Regions from separate parts of the Homo sapiens genome. Here region 2 is linked to region 1. A link is an interaction called in ENCODE POLR2A ChIA-PET data of the cell type or tissue named here. Cell type or tissue: Caco-2. All regions are shown on one strand. Links, peaks and the distances in the headings refer to the core of each region. The heading gives the core; the rest is flanking DNA. Region 1 overlaps TUBGCP3 (tubulin gamma complex component 3). Region 2 overlaps ATP11AUN (ATP11A upstream neighbor lncRNA).

The links. ChIA-PET counts read pairs that join two places held together with the same protein. Peaks named below come from ENCODE experiments on the same cell type or tissue, not always from the same donor. Only the 100,000 strongest peaks of a DNase experiment are listed, where the experiment ranks them.
Region 2: POLR2A ChIA-PET joins it to region 1 with 11 read pairs; 2 of 35 experiments call an interaction of 5 or more read pairs at or near these places.

What each region holds. Positions count from the first base shown.
Region 1 is chr13:112,518,848-112,530,697 of GRCh38, reverse strand. TUBGCP3 (tubulin gamma complex component 3) reads left to right here. Exons shown (of 22, transcript NM_006322.6): 12 at 3,214-3,324; 13 at 3,648-3,756; 14 at 8,189-8,378; 15 at 10,677-10,812; 16 at 11,655-11,723. Among named protein-coding and RNA genes, the nearest start is that of TUBGCP3, 63 kb to the left of the region's middle. In Caco-2, for the core only: no CTCF peak of the experiment used is centred there; no DNase peak of the experiment used is centred there.
Region 2 is chr13:112,678,318-112,687,077 of GRCh38, reverse strand. It overlaps ATP11AUN (ATP11A upstream neighbor lncRNA), which reads right to left. Exons shown (of 3, transcript NR_164109.1): 2 at 7,440-7,901; 3 at 2,581-3,804. LOC102725228 (a long non-coding RNA gene) reads left to right here. Exons shown (of 2, transcript NR_187633.1): 2 at 1-309. Among named protein-coding and RNA genes, the nearest start is that of ATP11A, 7.3 kb to the left of the region's middle. In Caco-2, for the core only: no CTCF peak of the experiment used is centred there; DNase peaks (open chromatin) are centred at 1,047 and 1,627.

The DNA of each region.
Region 1 (11,850 bases), core at 4,152-6,651:
TCTGAAACTCTATTTTGTGAATATAATCGTCCCATGGATTACGAGGGGAATTGGTTCTAGGACCCCTGTGGATCCCAAAATCCACACATACTCATGTCCTGCAGTCGGCCGGTGGAAGCTGTGGGTTGAGAAAGCGGGCCTCCCGCACAAGTGCGTTTCACACCCCGAGGATGCTAAGTTTCTGTGTGCGCCGTTGGTTGGAAAACATCCACCTATAAGTGGACCTGCACAGTTCAAATTGGTGTGATTCAAGGGTCAGTTGTATATGCGATTTTTTCCTGGGAAGAACTATACTTTTCATCAGATTGTTGGAAAGGGCTGTGGTAGTTAAGAACAATCTATTTTTAATGACTACATGGTAATATTTTGTAATTCATTTATATATTCCCTTATTTTTAAGACATTTAGCATAGCATATTAGAAGTATAATATATGCTGACGAAGAATATTTTATTCCAGTAATGCAAGTATAACATTTTATTTAGAGTTTATTCATATTCACAAATGAGACTGTCCTGTAATATTTTTGGTATTTTTCTAATCACATGTGCTAGTGTTATGCCAGTTTCATGAAATCAACTGAGGCCATCCTATGTGTATTTCTGTGGCCTAGAATACGTTAAGCAACCTGAGAATTATGTCTTAAAAAGTGTTAGTAACCCTGTGCCTTAGTGGTAGCATTTTATATTTCCAGTTTCTTCTGAAGATACCGTTTTCAGGGTCTTCTCTCTCTTGCTTCTTGGGTTACTTTTGACCATTACATTTTGCTAAGAGATCGTTAATTTTGTATTGCTATGTAATTTTTAAAGATATTTGGAATTTATGGAAAGATCACCAAAAAGGCACTTTGGGTGTGATACGACTGAAATGTGTTTTACAGTCTGACTGGAGAACTCAGCTGCCATGCATCACAGGGCAGTGCTGAGTCTTAGGCCTTCTGGCTTTTAATTGAAAATACTGCCAAGTGCTGAGGTCATGGTCCCGGTACCATTTCTCCCTCAAAGGAAGTAGGGCTCCTTGGAGAAGTGGCTGATTCTAGGTATTGGGAGAGACAGAGCTAAGCCTAGAGCACCATCTATAGCAGAAAAGTAGGGCAGACCACTGGGGTCCAGGGTGAAGGACGCAGGAGCGGCTTGAAGAGGCTCCCCCTCCCCACATAGGAGATGGGGAGCCCCAGGAAGAGCATAACTGTGATGGAGGAAGCACTGGACACGCTTAAATCCACGCTCTCATGATCATAAAAAACGAATTGGTCATCATTGGAGAATGTAAATAGAGGCATTATCAGATGCTTCCTCAGCATTTTTTGATATAGTCAAATGATTTCCTCTTTTAATCTGTTGATATAATTAATTCTGGTGATATTAACAATTCCTGATGAGGCATCCTTAGCTCAGAGGAAAGGATGGTGTATTCATTAAATGGGGCCGGCTCGGCCAGTAAAGAAAAAAATGCCATCCAGGAGAAGACGTAGACTTCCCCCTTATAACATACTGTGTGCCAGGATTATACCAAGTTCCAGAGGAATTAAAGATCTAGGTAATAGGCCAGGCATGGTGGCTCCTACCTGTAATCCCAGCACTTTGGGAGGCTGAGGCAGGCAGATCGCTTGAGCTCAGGAGTTTGAGACCAGCCTGGGCAACATGGTGAAACCCTGTCTCTACCAAAAATGCAAAAAATTAGCCAGGCATGGTGGTGTGCTCCTGTGGTCCCAGTTACTTGGGAGGCTGAGGTGGGAGGATGGCTTGAGCTGGGGAGGCAGACGTTGCAGTGAGCCAAGATCATGCCAGTGTACTCCAGCCTGGGCCACAGAGTGAGACCCTGTCTCAAAAAGAAAAAAAAACAGATCTAGGTAATAAAAATAACTCAATAGAAATACTGAAAGAACATGATGGACAATATTTTCATAATCTAGGAATGGGAAGATCTTAGGAAGACAGGAAACTCAGAAACCATAAAGGAAGACTGACATTTATCTACATATAACAAAAAAATAGATCAGAACTAAAATATGGACCATACTATAAACAATGGCAAATGATTAACTTGGAAAAATTAAATCTCTAATATTTAATGATTCACAAATGGTCACTATTCCTAATGTACAAAGAATTTTTGTATATTGATGAGAGAACAAAATGAATAGCAAGATGGGTCAAGGGCATGAAAAGACCATTCACAGGAGAAGAAAAGCAAATGGCAATTAGAACTATGAAAATATGCTCGGCTTCATTTTTGGTTAATGACAGCAATATAGGATAACCATGATTCCACCTGACTGGCAAAATCTAAAATGAGCCAGGATGCAAAAACAGGACATCTTGCCCGTGGGAGCGTCAGTCTACACAGCTGTGTGGAAAGGAAACCTGGCATTGTCTATAAAAACTAAAAGCTACTTTAATTCAGCAGTTGTGCTTTTATAAAACAAGTTTATAGAAATAAAAGTGCAATTCTATTAGGGTGTATGATTGAAAAATGAGAATGGCTGCATTGTTGTAGTGGCAAATAAACTGGAAGCAACAGCAATTGAATTTTCTCCTTACTGCTCAGTTTCCTTTCTAACGGCAGTGATGTAGGTGCCCGTCAGGGTCAGGGCAGGGGAGCTGCATGCCAGTGAGGAAGAAAGCTCCTGAGCACAGATGGTTCCTGGGGGAGCCACACAGGGGTCACTTCTACAGTGCCACCTGGCTGGTGCTGGCCCCTTGTACACATGGGTACATGTACAGCAAGGTCTGCCCATAGAGCTTGGGACTTGTCTGTGAACAGAGGACGCCGGCCTGGGCACCTCTGTGTTCCAGGCTTTGGGGCTTTGCAAAAGAGAGACTGCAAGGGCAGGCAGACTGATGGGAGGAGACACACAGCTGCTGCCTGTGAGGGAGGGGAACCCCAAAAGCCTGCACCGTTACTGAGGAAGAGCTCCGTGTGGCCCAGGAAGCCTCAGTATTATGCTGCAGAGGCACTAATGGACATTCTGAATCTCCAAGGAAGACATAACTTGTTTTTGTTATACTTTAGTTTTAAAAGTTTAGGAAATACATAGTTCAATTTAGAGAGATTTCTGTGTTTCATACAAGTTTTATTGTATAAATAGGTAAGACTCCCTGTGTCTGGAGAACTTGGCTTTCTAGAATAACTTACTCTTTGATGTTGCTGTTGGTTAATATTTTGCCATAAATATCACTCTTGAACATTTCCATGCCCCTTTGCTTTCAGTTTTTTGTAGCATCAGATCCAACAGTTAAAACAGATCGACTGTGGCACGACAAGTATACTTTGAGGAAATCGATGATTCCTTCGTTTATGACGATGGATCAGTCTAGGAAGGTAGGATTAGAAGAGATTTTTGTGATTTTGATGTTTTATGGCTATGTATACTTAGATTATGTGACAAAACCAATTTTCAGTTAAAATTTCATGCGTTTTGAGATTGTTAACGTTCTGGAGATGAAGTAAGTGCATGTTAATTGAATACATCAGTATAGTATGTGTTCAATATATCTTTGAGTTACTAGAATTCGCTCCATACTGTAGCAGATGCTCTTGTTAGTTTTCAATCAATAGCCAATTTGTAGCTTACGAATATTTGTAGATTTGGGCAGTCGTTTTAAATTTACATAAAAGTAATCATAGAATGTTTTTCTTTTTAGGTCCTTTTGATAGGAAAATCAATAAATTTCTTGCACCAAGTTTGTCATGATCAGACTCCCACTACAAAGATGATAGCTGTGACCAAGTCTGCAGAGTCACCCCAGGACGGTATGATGATGCTGGTGGGGTGGTGATGATGGCAATGGTGTGATGTTGATGATGATGTGAGGATGGTGATACTCATGGTAACAGTGATGTTGATGACGTAGTGATTGTGATGGTGTGATGATGGGGATGATGGTGATGTGATGATAATGATGTTGGGGATGGGTGGTGATGATGGCGATGATGAATGCGTGGTGGTGGCAGTGATGGTGGTGATGATGTTGATGGTGATGATGATGGGGGTAATGATGGTGGTGTGATGATGGTGATGTGATGATGTTGGGGATGGATGATGGGGATGTGATGATGGTGTGCTGGTGGTAGTGATGATGGTGATGATGATGATGGTGATGATGTGGTGATGGTGTGATTATGGTGATGTGATGATGTTGGGGATGGGTGGTGATGATGGCATGGTGGTGGCAGTGATGGTGGTGATGTTGATGGTGATGATGGTGATGGTGTGATGATAGTGATAATGATGGGGATGGGTGGCGACGGTGATGATGGCGTGGTAGCGGCAGTGATGGTGGTGATGATGTTGATGGTGATGATGGTGGTAATGATGGTGATGGTGTGATGATAGTGATGATGGGGATGGGTGGTGATGACAGCGATGATGATGGCATGGTGGTGGCAGTGATGGTGTTGATGATGTTGATGGTGATGATGGTGGTGATGATGGTGATGGTGTAATGATAGTGATAATGATGGGGATGGGTGGTGATGATGGTGGTGATGATGGCGTGGTGGTGGCAGTGATGGTGGTGATGATAGTGATGGTGATGATGGTGGTAATGATGATGGTGATGTGATGATAGTAATGACAATGATAATTGTGATGGATGGTGATAGTAATGATATGATGATGGTGATAGCGGTGATGATAGTGGAGGTGATGATGATGTGCTGATATTACAGATTACTTAAAAGTATTTTTTGTACCATAGGATTTATAGATTATTAGAATTACTCTCTGATACACCTTAATACATAGTATTATGTATGTATATATATAGTACTGTGTAAATTTTTAATTTCCTTTTTATACAGTTATACAGTAAGTGTTGGAATAGGTATAGCTGTTTTAAAATGATAAAGTGGCAGTGTGCCAAAATAAGAAATAACAGAAAAAATATTGCTAATGGTAGCCTATTCTTTGGGATGCAAAGGCTTTGTTTGGAGAAGAGCCAGGACTTATTGCACTTATTGTGTTTATTGCATTCAGAATGTCGCATGAGCGTTCAGCCTGTGGGAAGTGCTGAGGCTTTCCCTCGTTCTCTTCCTTTTCCCCATTTGCCGCCTGCCCCACCCTCAGTAATTTCATGATGTTTTGTGTATGGCTAACTTATATTTATAGCTCTCCAGTTTTGGCTGTATTTGCTATTTATATTGTCATGGTTCATTCAAAAGATTTACTTTGCGTAGGACACTGTGGTAGCTACAGGAAAGAGACAATGACTTCACCATGACTGTTCCTTTCATGAGCTTATTAGTCTGGTCTTGGAGAGGAGATGTGTAGTAAAATAACCAGTAGTCAGTAATAAAGGTGAAAGTGATCAGGGACGTGAGATGTGCAGGTGAAGCGCTTTGGGTATTTTCAGGCAAGGCTCAACAGGAAGGCTTTGGAAAGAGGCAGGAATTGCACTGGCCATGGAGAAGGAGGAGAATTTGGTTGTGGGTTATTGCGCAGCCCAGGACAAAGGAATAATGTGCATGGAAGTGCAGAAGAGAAATAGGACGAATTAGACTTATCTAAAGATTGTAGTGAAAATAAAAAGTTATTATTTAATAATGTGACAGACTAAAGAGAGACAGACTAGGACCTCATGTAGGAAGCAGGATAGGTTACTGGGTATGGTTTTAGCTACAGGTGTTACTGGAATGACAGATGTTCTCTTAACAGGACTTGGCTCTCTGGACAGGAGGGCTGGGGATCAGGAAGAGTCAGTGATGGCACTAGAACTCTGAGCTCGTGAGGCCAAGTCGGAAGGGCAGCAGGGGATTTCGGGAGAGCATAGCACTGAGAGAGGAATGTCATTTCGGGCAATTTGGTTTTCAGTAGCTGAGAGGACTTACTAGTGGAAGCTTCCAGCATGTATTGGAAATGCTATACTGAAACTCTGGTTAAAAGTCAGGGCCGAATATAGAGATTTTGGAAGCACTTATCTCACCATGGTAACTCAGGACAAGGCAGGATGGTGTAGCAAGAGCTCCCGTGTGGTCCAGGGGAGACACCCTTTCCAGGCATGTGAGAGCCATGGGCCCTCTCACCCTAAAGCATTCAGACATAATTTTACATGTATTTTTTTGTGGGGGGGTACATAGACCCCAGATTGTTCCTGGAATAGAGATAGATGTGATCCAATATAGATTTTGGGGAAATGCTTCTACACTGAAGAGGTGGAAGGAAGAAGAACCAGGAGAGCAGTTGTGTTCGAGTTGTGACCTTTCATAGTTCCTAGAGAAGGCGGCGCACACATGGGCTGTGCCTGGGACAGGGCGTCCCCATGCGCCTGCTGTGCCGGAGGCTCTCCATGAAGGTTGCTGCTGCTTGTGTGAGCACCGCGTCTGCTGTGCTGCTGGCGGCCCCTGTACCCACCGCCCCACATCTGCAGATTCAATCAACTGAGGATCAAAAACACTTAAAAAAAGGCAGCCACTAAAAAAATACACAAAAAACCAAGACAATTTAACAGCTATTTGCATAGCATGTACATTGCGCTAGATATTATAAGTAATTTAGAGATGATTTACCGTATATGGGAAGATGTGTGTAGGTTAGGTGCAAATATTGCTTCATTTTGTAGAAGAGACTTGAGCATCAGGGAATTTTGGTGTCTGTGGGGGTCGTGGGATTGGTCCCCTGCAGATGCTGAGGGTGACGGGGCGCTGCTGCTGCTGACGCTGCTGCTTCTCTGTGACGACTCCTGTGGTCCCCGTCGTCCTGTCCATGGCTGCCAGGGTCTGCGGAGAGCAAAGTTTCTGCTGTTGAGTATTTATAGTATAACTGGGAAGACAGAAGATGCAAATCCTAAAAGACTCCTAGTAATGGTCAAAAAACAGGAGAACATGTCAAATTCATTTTTATCTGTGAAAAAGTTATGAAGATTTAAAAGTGTGAATAAAGAATAAATAGTGAAAATTTAAAAACTGAGCACGAGAGATGCCTCAACCCTGAAGGAGCAAAGAGAGTTCCGAGGAGGCTCTGGGTTCTGTGTCTTCATAGGCTGCTTTGGGCTAAGACTGATTCAAACCTTCTCTTTGGAATGAAAATTTTTAATGACTCAAACAAGGGTGTAATGAAAACATTTCTAGAGAAAAATCTTTATGTCATTAAAACTACGTAGATCAATGGAAATAGAACCCCATGCCCTTAAAACAGGACTGTGGTGAGCTCATCAAGGGGTTCCGTGGTGTCGTGACTCCAGGCAGACCTCACTCATCCTCAGATAACTACAGTTTCTTCACTGGGAGCATCTTAGTTGTTTGCTACTAGTGTGAAATTGGAATAATAGCAACACTAAAATAGGCCTGTCTTAACTGCTTTCTTATTCGGAAGGACAAACAAATCTTAAGAGTCTTCTGGTATATTTAAACTGGGTAACTCAGATAGTGGAAAGAGACTTAAACTCTGAATCAGAAGATCTCGCCTTTCTTGTCCTTGCTTAGTCTTCAGCTAGCGTTTTGCCTCCTTCTCTCAGTCTGAGGTTGTTCCTCCCACTGGGGTTATTGTCTAGCTTAAGTATTATTGTGGGTTTAATGAAATGAAGTATTCATATAAGTTTTAAAAATGGTTTTGTGCTTTGCAGATGTAAATCAGCACTGTAAGAAGCTCTGTTATGTGTATAGTCTCCACCTGCAATTTCTTCTCAATAGAAAGCTATGGAAATGCTTTCTTCCGCTATGTTACTGCTTAGAGTCAGGCGTCTTTATTGGTGACAATCTGGTTTTGTCCCCTAGACATCTCCACCAATCTCCGTAGAGTTCACTCTATGGTGCATGATACTACTACTCAACTTTTGCGAGTTGTACAATTCACAAAGCTTATTTGCATGTGCTGTTTTGGTCTTAAGACTAATTTATGGAAACATCTTATGGGTATGGACGGGTGACTCAGCACTGACTTGCCCTATTACCAGTGTGTTTTGGTGAGATTTACGGTTAGTTACAGTGTATTAAGGGATTTGGAAATCATGAAGACACACATGTAGGTGTCTGCTGTGAACCCAGCTGGCAGAATTGTTTTCATGTGTGTGGTCTTAGGGCTCTGGTCTCCTTTGTGGAATGTCCAGCTGTCTGTGCCTGCGGTCAGTCTGTTACTGATGCCACAGGCAGTGGTTGGCCCTGAGTCTGGATGTATGTGCCTTCATTTCTCCTCTGTGGAAATACAAATTACATATGCATGTGTGCTCTTCCCTGTTGTTCTTTACAGCTGCAGACCTATTCACAGACTTGGAAAATGCATTTCAGGGGAAGATTGATGCTGCTTATTTTGAGACCAGCAAATACCTGTTGGATGTTCTCAATAAAAAGTACAGCTTGCTGGACCACATGCAGGCAATGAGGCGGTACCTGCTTCTTGGTCAAGGAGACTTTATAAGGCACTTAATGGACTTGCTAAAGTAAGGCACTATTTTGATTTCTATAAATAAGTAATATATTTGACATGATAAGGAATCTTGTATTTAAAAGAATAAATTATATTAAAAGAAAATGAGTTGAATTCTTCGAGCATACTTTTTAAAATAAAATCTGAAAAGAATGTAAAATTTTCAAAAGGTAAAGCCCCTTCATTTTTCTCTGGTTATCAGCAGAGCATCATTGTCATGTTCTGTGCTTTATTCATAAGAGAAACTGGCATTTCTTTCCAAAACTGTGGGGCTTACAGTCTTCATGTATGAGGAGTTGGTCAAATCACACTTAACTTTAGCTTGAGTTTGAAATAAAGCTGAAAAATAAAATATATATTTTAAAGTTGAATTTTACTTTTATATTTGTAGTTAATGTTCACCTAAAAATGAAACTATGACCTTTTCATTTTGCTCCCTGACATTTCTCATGGCATCTTCCCTTCCAGAGTTAAATGTATGTCCTTCTCCACAAGTTCTGGACCAGAGCCTGCTGTGCTTCTAGGTCTAGAGACAGTGCAGACCCCGGCCCAGGCAGCGTGAGCCTGGGCATGAGCATCCCAGGGGTCCACAGCCTGGGCCTGGAGATTTTCACCCAAGTGTTTAGAAGAATGAAACTTCTTTTCTGGTGTTCCTTTTAGGACACTTAAAGTAAGATAAATGTTCCCTTTAAGACACAAAATAGTAACTTACCTTTAAACCCTGCCAGTGCTCCCCAAGCAATTGTTTTAGGCCTCAGGTCCTCAAGTTTCAGTGTATCACAGACTAGAAAGCTTGCTGCAGTAGCTTGTGGGCCCACTTCAGAGAATGAGATTCTCAGGTGTGGGGTAGAGGATTTGCATTTCCAGCCAGTTCCAGCTGCTGGTGATGCTGCGTTTGTGGGGACTACACATTGAGAAGCACTGTTTGAGACATGCAGGCTCTTACATCCTACCTTCTAGCCAGAAGCCAGTCTCCCGTGTGAAAACTCATGTGGCTTTTTGAGGCGTACACAGCCATAGCTGGCTTGTGACATGCTCATGCCTTAGTCATAGCTGATGCCTGCTAACACATTTGTAAGAAAAGAAAGTTCACTAGTACAGTAAATGCTGGTTGTGATGAGGTCAACACCTGTTTGAAGTATGAGTGGTGATGAGCTTTTAAAGGGGAAATGTTCTCTAATGCCATGGGGGCATGGGGTGTGTATGTGGGTCAGTTGGTGCAGATGGAGATGAGGAGCCAAAGTGAGGTTTGGAGGACACTGATGGTGTCATAGGTCACATCATAGAGCCGGCTGAACGCATTCGCCTTGTGCCCAATCTTAATGTTGAAAGTATCACATGCGTGCTATAAAATGAAAAATTCATTTCTCCTCAATGTCGTATTTTAAGTTCCTAGTTTTTAGGTTTATTTGACGTTGTGTGTCTTTTTCACCTTGTCTCTGCCCTGTGTTTTGTAGAGCTTACACGTCTACCTGAGTTGATTAGTGGTGTTCCTAACTTGGTCACCCCCGATTAGAGACGTGTTAGCTTCATATTTATAAAAGCAGATATCAGTAACCCTCAAGAAATGCTTGCTGAAAGTGTAGTGTTTCTTGGCCCTTTAGAATCATGACATCCATGTACCTAATTGCTTTGATTTGATGGAGGCCTCTCCTCTTCCCATTGGGTCTAAAAGGAAATTATATCAGCTCATGCTACTCATAGGCCAGTCTGAAGTTTGAAAACTTTGTTAACATGTATAGCACATTTAAGTACTTTCAATTTAAGCTGAATCAAAATCAGTTCTTTTTTTTTCTTTTTTTTGAGATGGAGTCTCGCTCTGTCTGTCACCCAGGCAGTGTAGTGGCACGATCTTGGCTCACTGCAACCTCTGCTTCCTGGGTTCAAGCGATTCTCCTGCCTCAGCCTCCAAAGTAGCTGGGATTACAGGTGCCCGCCACCATGCTGGGCTAATTTTTGTATTTTTAGTAGAGATAGGATTTCACTATGTTGGCCAGGCTGGTCTCAAACTCCTGACCTCAGGTGATCCTCCCACCTTGGCCTCCCAAAGTGCTGGGATTACAAGCTTGAGCAAATGTTCCTGGCCAAAATCAGTATTTTTCAGATTTTAAAGAAATGTAACTCCACAATAATTAGTAAGCCCTGTTTGCAGTTAATGCTCTGAAGCTTTTGTTGCCGCATTATTGTATTGGTCCCATTTGTCTTTTGAGTTTTTATAATTTGAACTCTTACTTTTAATAGTTTATACGTTTTTTAAAGTTCATTAAGAATTGAAGTAATATTTTCTTTAATTTTTAAAAAATTTGTTAAGACCAGAACTTGTCCGTCCAGCTACGACTTTGTATCAGCATAACTTGACTGGAATTCTAGAAACCGCTGTCAGAGCCACCAACGCACAGTTTGACAGTCCTGAGATCCTGCGAAGGCTGGACGTGCGGCTGCTGGAGGTACTGCGGCTCTGCGTGTTGGGAACGCCGCCCCGGCACCGAGGACCCACTGGGCCGGGGTGTTCTAGCGAGTGTTTTCCATGTTGTTTCAGGCACAGCTAGCCGTTATCTTTCTGGAAACTGGGCAGCCTGAGTAGGAACTCCACTCTGTGGCTTGTTACTGCCTGGTCAGCACATCTGCTCCCTCTCCACCATCTGGGTTTCCGTTTGCCCATCTTGCAGCGGGGAGCCTTGCAGGGCTGCTAGGCTTAAGCTGGAGAAAACGCATGACACCCTTGCCCTGTGCTGGGCAGCATATCACAGATGCTTAGAAAATGGTGCTTTCTTCTCATAGTAAATCCAACAGGAGCACAAGACATGGTGTACGATGGTATTTATCAGAAAATGGATGCTTTTAGTTGCAGTTTGGTAGGACATGACTTTTCTTAAGGGTGTGGTTATTATGAACATAAACCCACTATTTACTTAGTTGTGATGGAAGATCATTAGCAGAACGGTTGGTTTTCTTAAAATATTGCAAGAGTCATCTTGGAATAAAAAGATTTGGAACATATTTAGAGGCAGTGGGTTTTCGTCGTAAGCAAATGGTGATGAATTTTAAACGCATAGTCACAATATTCATTCAGAAATACACCATGCATTGCCAGATGTTTGCAGAGCACCTACTGTGTGCTCATTATTGCCTAATTGGTGAGGTTGTAGAAGTTAACAAGAAGATGCACTCAGAACTGTTGAGCAGTTTTTAACAATTGGGCATTATTTTACTGCTTTTTCTTTGCGTTAACAAGTTCTTCAGCAAGAAGCTTAAGGTCTTGCAATTATGTGTTTGTTTCTGTTGTTAGGTCTCTCCAGGTGACACTGGATGGGATGTCTTCAGCCTCGATTATCATGTTGACGGACCAATTGCAACTGTAAGATTATCCTGCATCATTTTATAGTATTTACAACTATTAAGATTGTTAAACATTTTGTTTGAAATTGGCTTTCTTCTCTGGGGACTTCTAATTCAAGTGATCACTCGACATCTAAGATCTACTC
Region 2 (8,760 bases), core at 667-3,166, 160 kb before region 1:
TTTTTTACATGGCAGCTCAGGAGGGTCAATGTGGACGCTATACAGCCTGTAAGGCCCGGGTTTGGAAGTCCAAGAATATGACTTCTACCATGTTCTACTGGTGAATATAAATTCCAAGGCCAGCCTAGATTCAAGGGATAAGAACGTAGATTTCACTCCTTGATGGGAGGATCCCATGTACAGACAGGGATCCTTATGAGGGATTATGAGAACTCCTAATCCTTATGAGGGATTATCATACAGAGAATTTATGGGGGATTATCTTTGGAAATAATCTACCATAGACTGAATAAATGATAATGTAATGTGTTGGTGCCCCTCCCAGTGCATTCAAAAGTGAAACGACTGCCAGAACTCCAGGGCCTGCAAGTTTCTTCCTTCACATCTAAGCAGAAGGAGAGACTTCACAGTGACGTGCCAGCTAAGTCACGTGCCCACTCCTGCCCAGTCTGTCACGCAAGTAGCAGAGTCCCTGAGATGATTGGCTTAGGCCCGAGGTCAGTGCACATCACCAAACTAGTAAGTGTCCAAGGGGAATGAAATTGTCTTCGCCTCAAATAACCAGGACCTACCCCTGACCCACTGCGAGCACAGCTGCTTCACAGTGCTGGAGGGATGGGATGAATGAGGAGGAGGCAACAGCTAGGAGGCCAACCCCAAGACTTGAAATTGTGGGTTTGCAAATGGGTGCTTCAGGTGACACCCTGGCCACACCCTCACCTACACACAGACTCATAAACACCTATCCTGCATTCCTCCCTCCACCTTTCTTTCCAAAGAAATCTTGGATTCATTGGCCCCTAAGTGAAAAAAACTGGGGGGAAATAAGGGAGTGGGGGCAAAAAAATGAGGTCTTCCTGCAAAGACAGTTCAGAAGAATTGTTGCACCGAGACCTGAAATGACAAACCCAAAGCCAGAGCCAACTGCTGTAGACACAGAACCAGGAAGTGTGAATTATTAATGAGTGTCATTTTGGTGCTAGAAAGAGCTATTACCTGAGGGTGGTGACTCAAGCTGGGCCTCCGAGGGCAAACAGCCTTGCTCCTCCAAGTTACTGGCCCATGCTGTGCACACGTGTCTTCAGTCGCTATCCCCACAGGTCCAGAATTACCTAGGTGACCATCTCCCCAGGGATTGGTCCTAAAGTTCTTTTTTTTTTTTTTTTTTTTCCTTTGAGACAGGGTCTTGCTCCGTCTCCCAGGCTGGAGTGCAATGGTGTGATCCAGGCTCATCACAACCTCTGACCCCCAGGTTCAAGTGATTTTACTGCCTCAGCCTCCCCAGTAGCTGGGATTACAGGCACCCACCACCACACCTGGCTAATTTTTGTATTTTTGGTAGAGATGGGGTTTCGCCATGTTGCCCAGGCTGGTCTTGAACTCCTGACCTCAGGTGATCCACCTGCCTTGGCCTCCCAAAGTGCTGGGATTACAAGTGTGAGCCACTGCACCCAGCCCCTAGAGTTCTTCAATGGCAGAAACGTCACTTTCTGCCCCTCCGCAGGCCATTCTCTAACCTCCCTGGTCCCTTGGTCTGGAATCTTCTGCCCCACCCCATGTTTGGCCCCCTCTTAGTCATTCTCAGATGCCATCTCTCCCTACACCTGCCTGGGTTCCGGCTCGGTTATCACTAATCACTCCCCCACTTAGCATTCCTAATGGCACCACTTAGTAAAGCTTAGTTATTTTTCCACAGCAGTATTTCTCAACCCCGGTTACAGATTAAACTCACTTAGGGAATTTTTTTTTAACCAATAGCACTTCCCCAGGCTGGGCGTGGTGGCTCACGCCTGTACTTCCAGCACTTTGAGAGGCCAAGGTGAGACGATTAGGCAACATAGCAAGACCCCATCTCTACAAAAAAACACAAAAAAATAAAATTAGCTGGGCATGGTGGCCCACACCTGTAGTCCCAGCTACTCAGGAAGCTGAGGTAGGAGGACTGCTTGAGCCCGGGAGGTTGAGGCTGCAATGAGTTCCCATCATGCCACTGCACTGCAGCCTGGGTGACAGAGTGAGACTGTCTCAAATAATAATACTAATAAAATAGCACTTCCCAGGCAGCCTTTCTCCAGACATTTTGACTCAGTTGGTTTGGAGTGGGGTCCAAGCTTTTGTAAAAGCTCCCAGTGTAGCAGGTTTCTGAGTCGTTCATCTCAATGTCTGTCTCCCACCTGAACGTGAACCTGTTGGATGATCAGTTATCATCAGTTATCGACCTTTCTCTCCTCAGGCATAGCGTGGTGCTCAGCAGATGCTGAAAGAATTAGTTAACCTGCTATTTTAGCTGACGAGCACTAACAAAATGAAGAGCATAAGGCGTGAGCACTCGCAGAGTGAAAAGTGCCCCGTGCAAGGCCATCTATCCCGCATGACTCCTGTCACCGGGAAGGAGAGCTATGGAGAGTGAGGTCCTGCTCAAACGCCCCCTGAGATCATCTGCCATGCTCTGCCAGGCCATTTGTCCTGGAACGTGACGTAGAACATTGTCTCCTGTTCCGGGAAAGGGCCACATATGCAACATGGCCCTCAAACGCCGAAGGAGCTGAGAAACCAAAGAATAAGCCAGACCAATGAAATCTGTCAGTAAAGGGTGTTTTATTGGGGGAACCTACAGACAGAAGCATGGTCTTGGGTGGCTGGAGGACAGGCAGGTCTCTGCCCCTGTCACCCCAGACCCAGGGCTTCTGTGCCGTAGGGAAGAGGTGTAAGTGCTCTTTGCAAGACAACTAAAGGCAGCCCTTCAGAACAGGCAAGAGTGGTAGATGCGTCATGGCCCATAATTTGTGTGATCACATCAAGGCTGACATGTTCATATACTAGGGACAGGAAATCACATAGGAATTGGGAGGCGCTCAGGGGACTGGCGCCGGTCTGAATTCAGCATGGTGGATCAGCACCCAAGAGGAGTCACTACTGACTGGCCCCACATCTTCCTGTGCCCAGGAGGAGTTTGTGGGGCAGGGCCTCTGATTATTTTTGAAAATCTAGTTTAATTTGGTCATTACATTGGTGTCAAAAATGGAATAAGTTAAATTTCATTGTACTTCTTAATAAAAAAATTTGAATGGCATAAGTGCCAATCTCAAAGCATAACAACATTTAATATTCCAGACAATGCTGGTGTGAGCTCCGCTGAGAAAACTTTCACGGCATCTGGGGATTCCTGTGAGCTCCACTGTGAAAACTTTCACCGCATCCCGGGATTCCTGGACATGCCTGGGTTTAGTTGTCAGGGGATCTCATATTTGTTACTTTCACACCCATCCTGAGACACCATGAGTTCTTGAATTCTGCACCTTTGAGACTTTTGTCTCCTCTGTCACTTGAAGTCTTTTTCTTGTTAAAGTTTCTTCCTTCAGGTGTTCAGATGCAGGTCAGGAGCGAGACTGGATAAGCCGTGGTCTCCAGGTCTTTTCTCCTCGACAATGAGCGATCATTGGCTCCGTTTCACACCTAACGATGGGTAATCATGCAAAGTGGTTGCTTGTCCCAAAGCGAGCCTAATCGGGATTAATTTTGCTTCTCAATGTCCCATTTTTATTTCTCAGTAAGAATACAGGAAAGTATGGTAAGAATTCTTTTCTTATTTATTTTGTACACTCCCTTCTCCTTTGTTTTATTTCTCTAAAGGATCAATGATTTTAATTCCAGTTTTCTTCCAGAAAAAAACAACTAAGTTGTGTAGTGCTTAAAATTACCGATAAAGTAATGAAAGCAATTTGTTGGAATCATCTGTCTGAACAGTAACTTTAATATAGACCATTATAGCTCCTCTCCAACAGAGTAAAGATGATAGGGTATCTGAAATAAGAGGTGGATGATAATTAGAAATTTAGCATTATTCAAAGTAATTCGTACCTTTGGTCAAGCAAGTTGCTTGGATATTACATAACATCACTTTAATGAATGTTCAATTTATGAAAATCAAACTTTTTACTTTTAAAGGTAAAACTAAACTGTTTACTTTCTACAAAACTGAAAACTCACCCCTTTGCTTTTTTTTTTTTTTTTTTTTTTTTTGAGAGAGAGTCTTGCTCTGTTCCCAGGATGGGGTGCAATGATGCGATCTCGGCTCACTGCAATCTCTGCCTCCCAGGTTCAAGCAATTTTCCTGCCTCAGCCTCCCGAGTAGCTGGGATTACAGGCGCCCACCACCACACCTGGCTAATTTTTGTATTTTTAGTAGAGACAGGGTTTTACCGTGTTGGCCAGGCTGGTCTTGAATTCCTAACCTCGTGATCCACGTGCCTCGGCCTCCCAAAGTGCTGGGATTACAGGTGTGAGCCACCGCGCCTGGCCACCCCTTTACTTTTTTAAAGAGAAAGATAAAATGGTTTCCCTTAAAATATTTTTCATCTATTGTAACTTATAAGAATACTTAAATATTCTTAGATAACTGGAAATTATCTCAGTCTACTCAAAAAGCCAAAAAAGTATGAAAAAAAATGGTTTTGAATATATGCTGCTCAGTGAAGCCAGACTCAAGGGGCAAATATTGTAAGATTACACTGATATGAGATCCCCAGAGATATAAAATCCATAGAGACAGAAAGTATAATAGAATGGGGCCTGACAGGGGCTGGGGTAAGGGAGGATTGGACAGTAAGTATTTAATAGGCACAGAGTTTCAGTTTGGGATGATGTAAAAGTCATGGAATGGATGGTGGTGCTTGTACAACAATGTGAGTGTCTAATACTTCATGCCACTGAACTGTGCACTTAAAATGGTTAAAATGGCAAATTGTATGTTACAACAATTGTATGTTAACAACAAAAAAATGCTGTTTCCAGAACCAGAGATAACTTTTTTTTTTTTGAGACGGAGTCTTGCTCTGTCGCCCAGGCTGGGGTGCAGTGGCACAATCTCAGCTCACTGCAAGCTCCGTCTCCCAGGTTCATGCCATTCTCCTGCCTCAGCCTCCCGAGTAGCTGGGACTACAGGTGCCCGCCACCACGCCCGGCTCATTTTTTGTATTTTTAGTAGAGACGGGGTTTCACTGTGTTAGCCGGGATGGTCTCGATCTCCTGACCTCGTGATCCACCTGCCTTGGCCTCCCAAAGTGCTAGGATTACAGGCGTGAGCCACTGCGCCCGGCCTAGAGATAACTTTTTATGTTAATGTTCAATTATTCTGAGTTCCACTTCAGAAGACAGAGCTCAAGAAGAAGAAAGACTCCCAAAACCAGTCAGGAGTTCAAGACCAGCCTGATCAACATAGTGAAACCCCATCTATACTAAAAGTACATATATATATATATATTTTTAGCCGGGTGTGGTGGCATGTGCCTGTAATCCCAGCTACTCAGGAGGCTGAGGCATGAGAATCGCTTTGAACCTGAGAGGCAGAGGTTGCAGTGAGCCAAGATCACCCCACTGCATTCCAGCCTGGACGACAGAGTGAGACTCTGTCTCAAAAAAAAAAAAAAAAAAACAGCCAGTCACAGTAGCTCACATCTGAAATCCCAGCACTTTGCAAGGCCGAGGCAGGCAGATCACTTGAACCCAGGAATTCGAAACCAGCCTAGGCAGCATGGGAAGACCCTGGTCTCTACAAAAAATAAAAAATTAGCTGGGTGTGGTGGCTCACACCTGTGGCACCAGCTACGAAGCAGGCTGAAGTGGGAGGATCACCTGAGCCTGGAAGGTTGAGGCTGCAGTGAGCTGTGATCACGCCACTACACTCCAGCCTGGGCCACAGAGCAAGACCCTGTCTCAAAACAACCACAGAAACAAAACAACATCGACGAGACCGACTTCTGCCTTAGTAACACACGTGAAGAAAAACTCTGATGCCACCGTAGTTGTGTTGGCAGCCCACAACCTCGCCACGTTGAATGTCGTGATACAGGCTGCACCGGTACATGCTTCAGCTTGGATAACTTTAAGGAGGAGATGGAAGCTGGCGCTGGAGACCTGGCCATGTGCCAGGAATCTCACACCCACCTTTGTGCACTTCTGTAAAAGGATGGCAACACGAGTGGTGGGCTCCACTGCTCCGGTTTTTCTGATGAGGAAACCTAAGTCCAAAATCCCACTGCTTGAAGACAGTGAAGGCAGGAATCACCCCTGGGCCAGCTGGATCCCAAGGCCACCACAGGCTTGTGGCTGGATCACCTGTCCCCTAATCACGGCCATTCCCAGCCCGGTCCCTGCGGTCCGCTGGGCTGACCCACCTCAGGACGGCTGGGACCCACAGTGGGTGTTGTTGGTCTCTGGCACACACCTGCTTCTCCCTCACTCCCCCACTTCCCTCCAAGGCCCATCTTGCTAAGATGGAACAAGAGGGAATTGAGAACATCAGCTGTGCAGTCAGGGGAGGGCCCATTGCATCCTGCAGCAATGCCTCAGCCTGCCGAGGCCCCTGCTTGCCTGTCTGTAAACTGGGCACAATCATGCCACCTACTTCTTGGATCCACAGAGAAAGACTTTGCCTGAGGCCGGGCACTAGGGGCCACCTTCCCCAAGCGCACTCCTCTCACCCGTCCTGCTGGGTCTCCCTGGCTTTCCCCACCTTGTCCACAGAAGGCCCTGGCCCAGGTCCATCTCTTCCTTCAGGTCCAGGGCGGGACACTCTCCTGCCCTGCTGCCCTCCTGTGGATGTGGAAAGCAGGATGGCAGTGGCTCCCGGCCTGGGTCCCAGGGCCCTGCATTTCCCCACCACTCAATGACTCCTCATGCCCACGAGCACTGGTCTTGCCTCCAGGGTACCTCTCCTGTGACCCTGGCCCGCCCACCCTTTGCTGCAGTGAGCAGGGCAGATGCAGGAGGGGAGGAGGGCATCGCCCACCCCTGCTGTTCCTCCACACTTGGCAGCATCAGTCTGGGAAAAACGGAGAGAGGTTTAAGCAGGTCCGGGAGAGTCCTCCCCTTCCACGCGTCTCCGCCCTTGCCCTTTATTAAGCACTGCGGCGGCTCTCCATCCAGTGGAAGGTGTTGAGAGGCAGGGCTGGGCTGAGAAGTGCATGGACCGAGGACAAACGGGCTTGGGCTTGGTCCCACCTGAGACGCTGGCACCCTGTGGGAGAGGGGAGCCCGGCACCCACCTCACTGCCTTCAAGCATGAAACAGGAGTGATGGGCCTGGCCCAGGGTGATGAGGAGAGCCAGATGGGCCGAGGCTCTGGAAGGTAAAGGGCTCTGTGGCACGTTTCCCCAGCTGGAGGGAAGATGGTCTGGTGGGTGTGGTTAGTATCAGGGAGCAGAGAGACCCCAGCTGAATGACAGAATCTGTATAAAGTGGCCGGCAGGCTGCCCAATGCACAGTCTGCTCAGCAAGGGTTTTTCCTTTCTGCTTGGTCCCCCACATCGGATGCACAGAACCCGTATTCTCCTGGTCGCTGTAGTCCAGCGGCAGGTTCCTGATAGCTCACACCCCTGCTGAGGTTCCGCACAGTTTTCAAATTGCAGCCACAGCTCGGAGCCCTCCCCAGCCCCTACCTGGCAGCTGTAACTGCTTCTGTGTCCCTGAGGCACTCCTGCGACCTTTATAGGTCAGGCAACCTTGTGGCTGGTCCCATGACGCAGCCTGAGCTCGGATCGGCGGCTCATCACGGGATTCATCACGGGGGCCTCCCTCCAGACCTGCCGGGTCCATCTTCAGGGAAGAGGCCCAGGCACGTGTATCTTTCAGAGGCTGACACCCTGGGTAAGAGTCTCTGCATTGAGCAACGCAGAGCCTCGCCTCTGGTGAGTTCATCCTAACAAGGTCCCAGGATGCACGGATATTCAGGACCACCTGGAGATGGGCCTCAAACCTTGGTTCAGCTCTCAGATCACTAGAGGCTGCTGCAGGAGGCTCCCGTCTTCTTTGTAGGTAATATTTCAATGGGTCAGAAACAACCTTCTGATTGGGAATGGAAGAAGAAAGGCATCGAATGGTTGGTTTTCTTCTGTGTAATTCTACAAGGGTACACCAAGAGTTTATTTTCTGTATTACAATGAAACTTTGTAAAAACTTTACCTCTCCCTCTCCCTCTCCCCGGTCTCCCTCTCCCCCGTCTCCCTCTCCCCCGTGTCCCTCTCTCCCGTCTCCCTCTCCCTCTCCCTCCACAGTCTCCCTCTGATGCTGAGCCGAGGCTGGACTGTACTGCCGCCATCTCGGCTCACGGCAACCTCCCTGCCTGATTCTCCTGCCTCAGCCTGCCGAGTGCCTGGGATTGCAGGCGCCGCCGCCACGCCTGACTGGTTTTTGTATTTTTGGTGGAGACGGGATTTCGCCGTGTTGGCCGGGCCGGTCTCCAGCTCCTGACCGCGAGTGATCTGCCGCCTCGGCCTCCCGAAGTGCCGGGATTGCAGACGGAGTCTCGTTCACTCAGTGCTCAATGGTGCCCAGGCTGGAGTGCAGTGGCGTGATCTCGGCTCGCTACAACCTCCACCTCCCAGCCGCCTGCCTTGGCCTCCCAAAGTGCCGAGATTGCAGCCTCTGCCCGGCCGCCACCCCGTCTGGGAAGTGAGGAGCGTCTCTGCCCGGCCGCGACCCCGTCTGGGATCTGAGGAGTGTCTCTGCCCAACTGCCACCCCGTCTGGGAGGTGAGGAGTGTCTCTGCCCGGCCACCCTGTCCCAGAAGTGAGGAGCCCCTCCGCCCGGCCTCCCCGTCTGGGAAGTGAGGAGCCCCTCTGCCCGGCCGCCACCCCGTCTGGGAGGTGTACCCAACAGCTCATTGAGAACGGGCCATGATGACGATGGCGGTTTTGTCGAATAGAAAAGGGGGAAATGTGGGGAAAAGAAAGAGAGATCAGATTGTTACTGTGTCTGTGT